Regions from separate parts of the Homo sapiens genome. Here region 2 is linked to region 1. A link is a contact called in ENCODE Hi-C or POLR2A ChIA-PET data. All regions are on one chromosome and are shown on one strand. The core of a region is the stretch at or near the end of the contact, and the rest is flanking DNA. Distances in the headings are between cores, read along the strand shown. Region 1 overlaps RFX3 (regulatory factor X3). Region 2 overlaps RFX3 (regulatory factor X3).

Region 1 (3,859 bases), core at 740-3,239:
GTTCAATTGCGAATATCAATATAGAAAAGATAATATTTCAGTAATAGAGAAAAATTTAACCTGTAACAATTTAACATCAAAAGAAAAATGTCTTGGATTCATCAAAATTGATATACTCAGTTAATTTTTTTGGAAGGAAAAAAATCTTCAAAACCTAGAAACTGAAGAAGAGCAATAATAATTGAACATGTAAGCTTTTGGGATAAAAGCTCAGTGAAAGAATTCCATTTGGTGGAAGTAGAATTACATTCATAGTAAACAAATATTGGTGCTTAAAGTAAAATCAAACCAAAGAAAAACAAATTTTAGCAAGCATTGTGCTAGTGTGACTAGGGAATACACTTTAAATGTGCCTGTTGAACAATAGACTTGTTACAACAGTATTTTAAAAGCAAAGAATATTATCACAAGTCGAGATAGTTTGCAGGAAAAAAAAAAACAATCATGGAAGAGTAGTGGCTTAGAAAATGTAAGGAATACTTGTCAAAAATTATACTGTTGATTGTTATTTAGAGTGAAGCTTATTATTTACTATATTAGTATTTTTCCAATTGAGGGCAGGCCTTGTGCCAATCCCTATTCTAGATGTCTTACATTCTTATTTGATACTGATTGAAACCTTGCAAAAGATGTCTCAGTATCCCTATTTCACCAGTGAGGAAAAGAGAAATTGAAAGTTGCCCCAAATCAAAACTAGCAAGTGGTAGAACTAACTTTAGAAAGTAGGACTGCCTCACTTCAAATAGTCAAATGGGATGGGCTTAATCTATCTTTCAGTTTTTCACCATATAAATTATTATAGTTTCAAAATAGGGATTATGTGCAACTCCCCCAAACACACAAACACATAGACACACATTTTCTCTCTGACAATCACAAGCCAGGTGCCTAGCTTAAAAGTTTTTATTACTTTGTTTCAGAGTTTTTTTTCCTCTGCCTTACAGGATGCCTCTTAATACGCTTGCCATCTTTTCCCCTTGCACTTTTTGTTAGTAGATATTTAGAATATGAAAACTAAATGGAATATTAGTCTAAGCAAATTGCATTTGGAAAACTAAATCTGCCGGAAAAGAACAAATTACACCCTACAGCTCCTGTACACCCATCCTGAGACCAGACCTAAATCAAACATTTTTTTAAAGAAGTCGTAGTTTGGTTTTAGTTGTAAATCTGCTCATCTACATTAGCACAATTTCTGACAACTTGAAAATAAATTATAGAAGTGACCCCAAAGTTCCAGAGAATTGGCTCCGTGTCCCATTTTTTCTTCCTTGTTCCTGGTTTGTCATTCTGTTCATTTCTCTTCTTGGATTTGAGAAAGGAATCTGTTGACTCAGCAGCCCAGGGCTGCGGTTCTTTCTCTCTGGGATCCCTGCTCATTAGCTTCCTATGCGTGGCTTTCTTCCCTGCTGGCTCTGGGCTATAACCTCTCCTCTCATCCTCTTCAGGGAATGGAGAAAATTTGCTTATAACTGTGATCTAAACATAATCATGCAATAGGTACCCTAAAAATACTCAAGGAAGGAAGTACAAAGGACAGACTACCAATTGATAGGACGTCTTCTTGGATTTCATGATTGATACATTAGATTTCTTTACTCTGGGCAAAAAAAAAAAAAACAAAAAACTCCTAGACCAAAAAGTGTACCTTCTCCTTAGAAAGTGCCTGTCAATACTATTTCAGAGAAATACTATGAAGTTGGACTTTTGTGGGTGCTTACGACAGCAATTTCCCTAAAGAGCTTAGAAGTGGGGAAATAAACCAAAATAGAAGTTGAAGACTTTTTAAAATATTTCAAGGACTAAAATGGTCACTGTAGACATCAGGAAAGAAATCTCAGCACACAGTCCTCTTCAGCAAAGTCCACCGCTAAGTTATTTGTTTAGTAAAGAGTTTGTCAGGTAGCACTGCAGCTATTTGGGCAGACCCAACCAGAGAAAAAGATTCCCTGGCATAGAGTAAGCATGACGGTGCCACCTACTGGCCACTTTGCCACACTCTGTCATCCTGTGCCTAGCCCAAGTGGCTCTTGGCTTTGACACTGTCTTTATGGTGGTTTTGCTCTCAACCACAGGTGAAGATAGTGGTTGCTGGCCCCCCTGATAAATAAATAACTCTTGTTTGGGATAGGCAAATTCCTAAACTCACAGGAATTGTTTTCTTTCTTTATACCATCCTTGTATAAAATATACTACCATAAAATGTCATAAAAATTAGAGATTCTCTGCAAGAATATGGGCCTTATGTGATGATAATACAAGCACTTCAAACCTGATTGATGCTTGTTGTGAAGGTTTTCTTAGTACAAAGGGAACATGTTTCTACACTGCCACTCTGATTGTCTCTCCAGTTAATGATTTCCAGAAAAGAGAAGTGGTATAATCAAAATTAAGATATAGTCCTCTGATAGAATAAATTAATGCTATGCTTTCCTATTAAATAATATAGGTGTTTTCAAGGGGAGCCAGTGTTAAATTAGGAGCAAGGTTCGTTCTATTTCCCCAATAGTTTTACTTGCATAAAGGATATGCTGCCTGGCCCAACCCTGCAATTTACAGGGCCCAGGATACCATGTGTCTAAATATTTTAAAAGTTATGAATCAGACTATAAATAAAATCTGTTCTATCCACCTACCTTGACAAATATGTCTTGATAACAACTTGGAAGGCTGAGTTTGGATTTGAAATTCTGTCTCCCCTGAGTTCCATACCAGAAAATATTGACATAGACATAGCCAGCCCGTGTCGCCAGCCTCTGGCCCTAGACTGCTTCATCACTCCCCATCTTATATTATGAACAGCTTTGTGCTCAGATTTGTGGACACCTCAGCCCAGTCTTCAAGTTTTGTCTACCTTTTGCAAACAGCTGCCCCTTTTTGGCTGTCTCTTCATGCCTCTGAATGGTAGAGTTGGAGAAGAGAACTGCCAGGGCCTGGAAGGGAACTCAGAGCCACGGGGCAGGGAATTCTAGGGTCTCAGATAAGAAGAGGTGGTATGGGAGGAGGGAGGGAAGCACAGGCTCCAAGAAGTCACATCCAGCTGGCTCTGTGGACTCCTTACACTGTAGGAAAGGGACTGGCAATGGAAAACACAAAGCAGAGTTCTCCATAGTGTGGGTCTTGGGCCAAAGGCCCCTCTTGCTTTGGCCTTAATGGTGGTGTTAAATGCTCCTGTTTTTGAGGCTACTTTTCTCTTCAAAGGCAACTAAGGCCAATATTGTAATCTGAACACTTCACCGCCTGCACACTCACTTGTAAGTGTGTCTTAGACATTTAAACACAATTAGGTACACCTGTTGCTATGTCCCCAAGGCAGGCAGAAAAGCCGGAACAGTTAGAATCATGCTGCCCTGTTTACAGATTGGCCAGTAGCACACATTGCCAGGATAGCTGTCTAGCCCACAACAGCAAGACCAACAGCCACTGCGGGCAGGATTTGCCCACGTGTGGAGCAAACTGCCAGAGATCTTGGCCTTCTTAGCAGGTTTCAATAAAAACTATTTAAAGATACATAGAAAAGTACACATACACATACAAAGAAAAGTAACCAAGGAACACAAGGTTTTACCAAATGGAATGTTGTTAATCCTTGCAAATATTATAAAACTAGAAATTAAAGTCAGCAACCTTTTCCTCGCTTGCAAAACCATGTATCAGTGCTAAATGCAGAATGCTTTGATTTATTTGGTTCTTGTTTGGGAGACATTTAAGGAAAATAATAATGCTCTGGACTCCTTATATTGAAATTTCAAGATGTTTCTTTTCACCATCAAAAACATCCAGAATAGCTGCCATTACCTACCTTTTTTGAATCAGTTTTATTATCTCTGTTTTTTTTTTTTTTCTTTGAGATGGAATT
Region 2 (3,859 bases), core at 806-3,305, 270 kb before region 1:
ATTTGGCTTTTTATTATTTTACATTCTGTTTAGTATCAATGAAAGCACAGGCAGTTTTATTCTAGTGTTTCAAAGTTGTTTAGTTTTAAATTTGACCAGTACTACATTTGCGTTATAGGATATAATTTAAAAATCAGCCATTTTCAGTGTGGGAATAATAATATTGATCCACTTATTCTATGTTTGAGTAACTCCTCAATAACTTAATGCTGTAATTTGGAAGAACACTGTCTCTTCACATTTAAAGGAGAGTTTTGTTTGTTTGTTTGTTGCTTTTTTTGGGGGGGGCAAGAAATGATCTGTATCTTATAACCTGGCCCTGTTTGCATAGCAGCTAAACTTTTGGGTCTGGAACTTCAAATCCCCTGTGATGAGTATCTTTCTTTCTCAGTGGCCAACTTCAGCCTTTCTTCCTATCTCTACTAATTTTACTGCCATATTCCACTTTCCGTTTACTATGTCTGGCCCTGCACAGCAGACCAAAAGAGACAGCCATGGGACTACAGCAGATTAGAGAGGTGAAAAGGTCTCTCACTAGAGTCACACATGTTTCCAAATGGCCCAAATATACAGGATTTCAGTAGAAACATAATTAGAATGTTTTATTTTAGAGTCAGATTCTTTTAGTTGGAATGGACTTGGGAAGTTATCAAGTTGAACCCCTCCTTCCTCCTCCCCACTTCTTATAGGTAAGAAAACTGAGGGTAAGTGACTTGTACAATGACATAGAACATCAGAATTAGGACTGTCGAACTCCAGCCTCCACACTCCTCCGCAAATGTTCTTAGGGCTAATACAAAACTTTTTTTAAAGGCAAAGAACTCAAATGTACTGCCTTTAGTGTTTTAAGTAACTGTTTATCTATAATTTTGAACTCCATATTTTTTTCTAGAAAAAGCAAGTTTTATAAATCTGCATTCAAAGTTTGCATAAATACCTTAATGTTCTAATTATTTCCAAATGTAATTTTTGGTATATGGATTATTTTTAGAATGACGTAGAAATAAAATTTAAAAATGTTTTCCAAACCATCAGTAGGCTTTATTTTAAGGAGAAATGCCATACTTACTAGGTTTTTTAAAAAGAAAAATATTGTATATTTAATTCCTATTATTTGTATTTCCTCTTATTGGGAATTAATGATGTATGTCATAATCAATGTATTAGTGTAAATAATTTTCAGTCCTGGTATGCACGTCTTTACTTTTTTGATGAGGGTAAAGGTGCTTTTAATTGTTTTAAGAATTTTTGTAAACATTCATTTAATTATGAATTTTAAAAATGGAAATCTTTGTTCTTGTAGGTCACTCTTTTGTGGAACAAAAGTAAAATACTGGCAGCTGATATAGGTGGTACAAGCTGAGACTTGCCCAGCTGGGCTTTAAAAGTGTAGCAGCGCTCTTAAGTAGCAGTGAATGAACAGAATGAATATATGAACGGACTGCCCTTTATTCCATAGCAACCAGACGCAATACTGGCAACTATGCTATTATCTGATTTTTTATTTTCTTAATCTGAGTTTTTGGAAGGTTATGTTGTTTACTTTTTAATAGTATGGGACTGTGGCAGGAATTGTAATTACCAAGATTTTGTCTAATTATTTCTCTCTCTCTCCTCTCTGTGTCTCTCTTTCTGTGTGTGTGTGTGTGTGTGTCTGTGTTTTACAATTAGAAGTAAATCAGTGAGCTCAGACTTGAATTAGTTTCGGTATTGTGCTAAAGATGAGCAGTTTGAGCCCTAACCCTGTTAATTATTTGAAACAGTCAATTTAAGAGAAACCAAGAATATGGCAATTGAACTTCCCAATGTAACCTGATGCTCTCTGCAGCCTCATTTGTGGTAACAAATATGAAAGGATACATTTATATAAAACAGGAGTATGTTTCCTGTGGGGGAAAACCGCTTGTCATTTGCTTTTAACAAGGTGTAAATCCCCACAGATAAACCTTCTTGTAAAACTGTTCCCTTTGGATTTAGCCTCACCTTCAACAAAAAGGGAGATGTAATAAACGAAAGTATGATGAAATATTAGTTAGCTCTTGCATTTTTTGCCTAGAAGTTCCTCTTTTTTATTCTTTATCATTTTTTAAAATTTAATGCCGCTGTTTCAGATGAATTGAGAGAGTCAGAATATAATGCATTACATTCATTTTACTTTCTGTTAATGTTTTTAGGGGGAGAGATCTAAATAATATACTTTTAGATTGAACTATATTTCTGATATATCAACATATATACTGACTCATAAATTAGAATGGAAAATACAAATATTGAAAGTGTAATTCAAATGAATAGAAAGTGCTAAATACTTGCAAGCCTTAAATTGGGATTTGAATATAGAGATTGAGTTACCAGAGTAACTAAATACTAGACTGCTGTATTTGTTGGATGTGCAGAGAAGGAAACTCAAATATGGAACGTGGTCTTAATGTCTTATGAATCATTTTTACTTAACTTTTAAAATTCAGATTAATAGAGTCCTCTAAAAAGAAGGTTTTTTTGAATTTTTAGAAATAGCTCAGAGTTTTACGTTTCCCTCTGTCAGAATCTTTTCAGGATTCCTCATTGCCTCTTCGTCAGAGTCGTTTAAGAAATATTTATTAGTTATCACAGTGTCCCACAGAACAACCACAGTCTTTGCTGTTAGGAAGCTTATAGTCTCATGTCCATTTTCAAACTTGTATTTCACCACTTTTCTCTGTACTTCCCCTTTTTTGACCAGTCTACATTTCGTATCTGTGGGATCTGCATTTGTGAATTCAACCAGCTGAGGATGGGAAACACTTGAAAAAAGAAAACAATATATAACAACACAACAATAAAAAAAGTAAATACAGTATAACAACTTTATATAGCACTTACATTGTATTAGGAATTATAATTAATCTAGAGATGATTTAAAGTATACACGGGAGGATGTGTACAGGCTATACACAAATACTATGCTATTTTATATAAGAGAGTTGGGCACCCTTTTTTAAGATGGAGGTCCTGGAACCAATTCCCCATGGTTACGGAGGGACAACTGTATTATGTATTGGTTAAGAGCATGAACTTCAAAATGAACAGCCCTGGGTGTGAATTCGAGCTCTGCCACTGACTAGCAGTTTAATGTTAGGCAGATTACTTAAATTCTGTGAAATAGGATTAATAAAATCAACCTGAAAAGATTGTTTCAAAGACAGTATATGACATAGTCAAAATAGCACTGTGCCTGACATGTGAGTGTTTAATAAATGGCAATTGCTATTATTATCCTATATGGTCTGAATTCTGCCTTGTCATTTCTTTTCTCTAAAACTTAGTTCTCATCCTTTATTCTATTAGAATGTGTTTTCTACCCTACTTCAATTAATCTCTTCTAAAATTTGAGTGGTCCCTAACTTGATGGGTTCATTTCTAGTAATTTCTTATTATCTCTGCTAATTGGAAATTGTGATTTAGATTTTTGTTTGTTCAGTTGTAAATGCTTAATCTTTTTAAATTGTTTATAAGCTTACTGAGGGCAGAAGACTCCATAATCAAGGTTTTTGAACTCAGCATGAGACCCAGTGTCTTTTTCTAGTAGAAACAATGAATAGTTGTTTAAGCTTCAGATTGTCAATTTGGAATCTCTAATCAAATTTTAGAAAACACATTTCACTATTTAAAAATTTTGTCTAGTTCTGATTTTACAATGACCTTTCAAGCAATGCAGTCTTACTTTTATTATTTCCATTGGATTTATTTACTTCTTTTTTTTCCAAAATGAATTTAATGGCATGAATTCATGAATTTCTGGATATTTCTTCAAATAGAGTATCATGTAGCTGGCAGTGGATTGGGCTGACCTTAATCCAGGTCTTTTTCTTCTTACCTT

What was found. Hi-C counts contacts between places; a loop is a spot of excess contacts on that map. ChIA-PET counts read pairs that join two places held with the same protein, here RNA polymerase II (POLR2A). Pooled maps may share reads with other maps.
Region 2: a map of PC-3 shows a loop between it and region 1 (6-fold over the local background). The contact joins two enhancer-like sites. A Hi-C loop is called at or near these places in 3 of 168 maps with a recorded cell type or tissue (GM12878, PC-3 and mammary epithelial cell) and 9 of 50 pooled maps. POLR2A ChIA-PET finds 5 or more read pairs at or near these places in 1 of 52 experiments (GM12878).

The regions. Positions count from the first base shown.
Region 1 is chr9:3,238,986-3,242,844 of GRCh38, reverse strand. The region is part of intron 15 of RFX3 (regulatory factor X3); the gene reads left to right. Among named protein-coding and RNA genes, the nearest start is that of LINC01231, 59 kb to the right of the region's middle. Within about 2 kb of position 1,989, at least 2 of the 41 ENCODE cell types and tissues checked have a DNase peak (open chromatin) inside an H3K27ac peak, as active enhancers do.
Region 2 is chr9:3,506,752-3,510,610 of GRCh38, reverse strand. The region is part of intron 1 of RFX3 (regulatory factor X3); the gene reads left to right. Among named protein-coding and RNA genes, the nearest start is that of RFX3, 17 kb to the left of the region's middle. Within about 2 kb of position 2,055, at least 5 of the 41 ENCODE cell types and tissues checked have a DNase peak (open chromatin) inside an H3K27ac peak, as active enhancers do.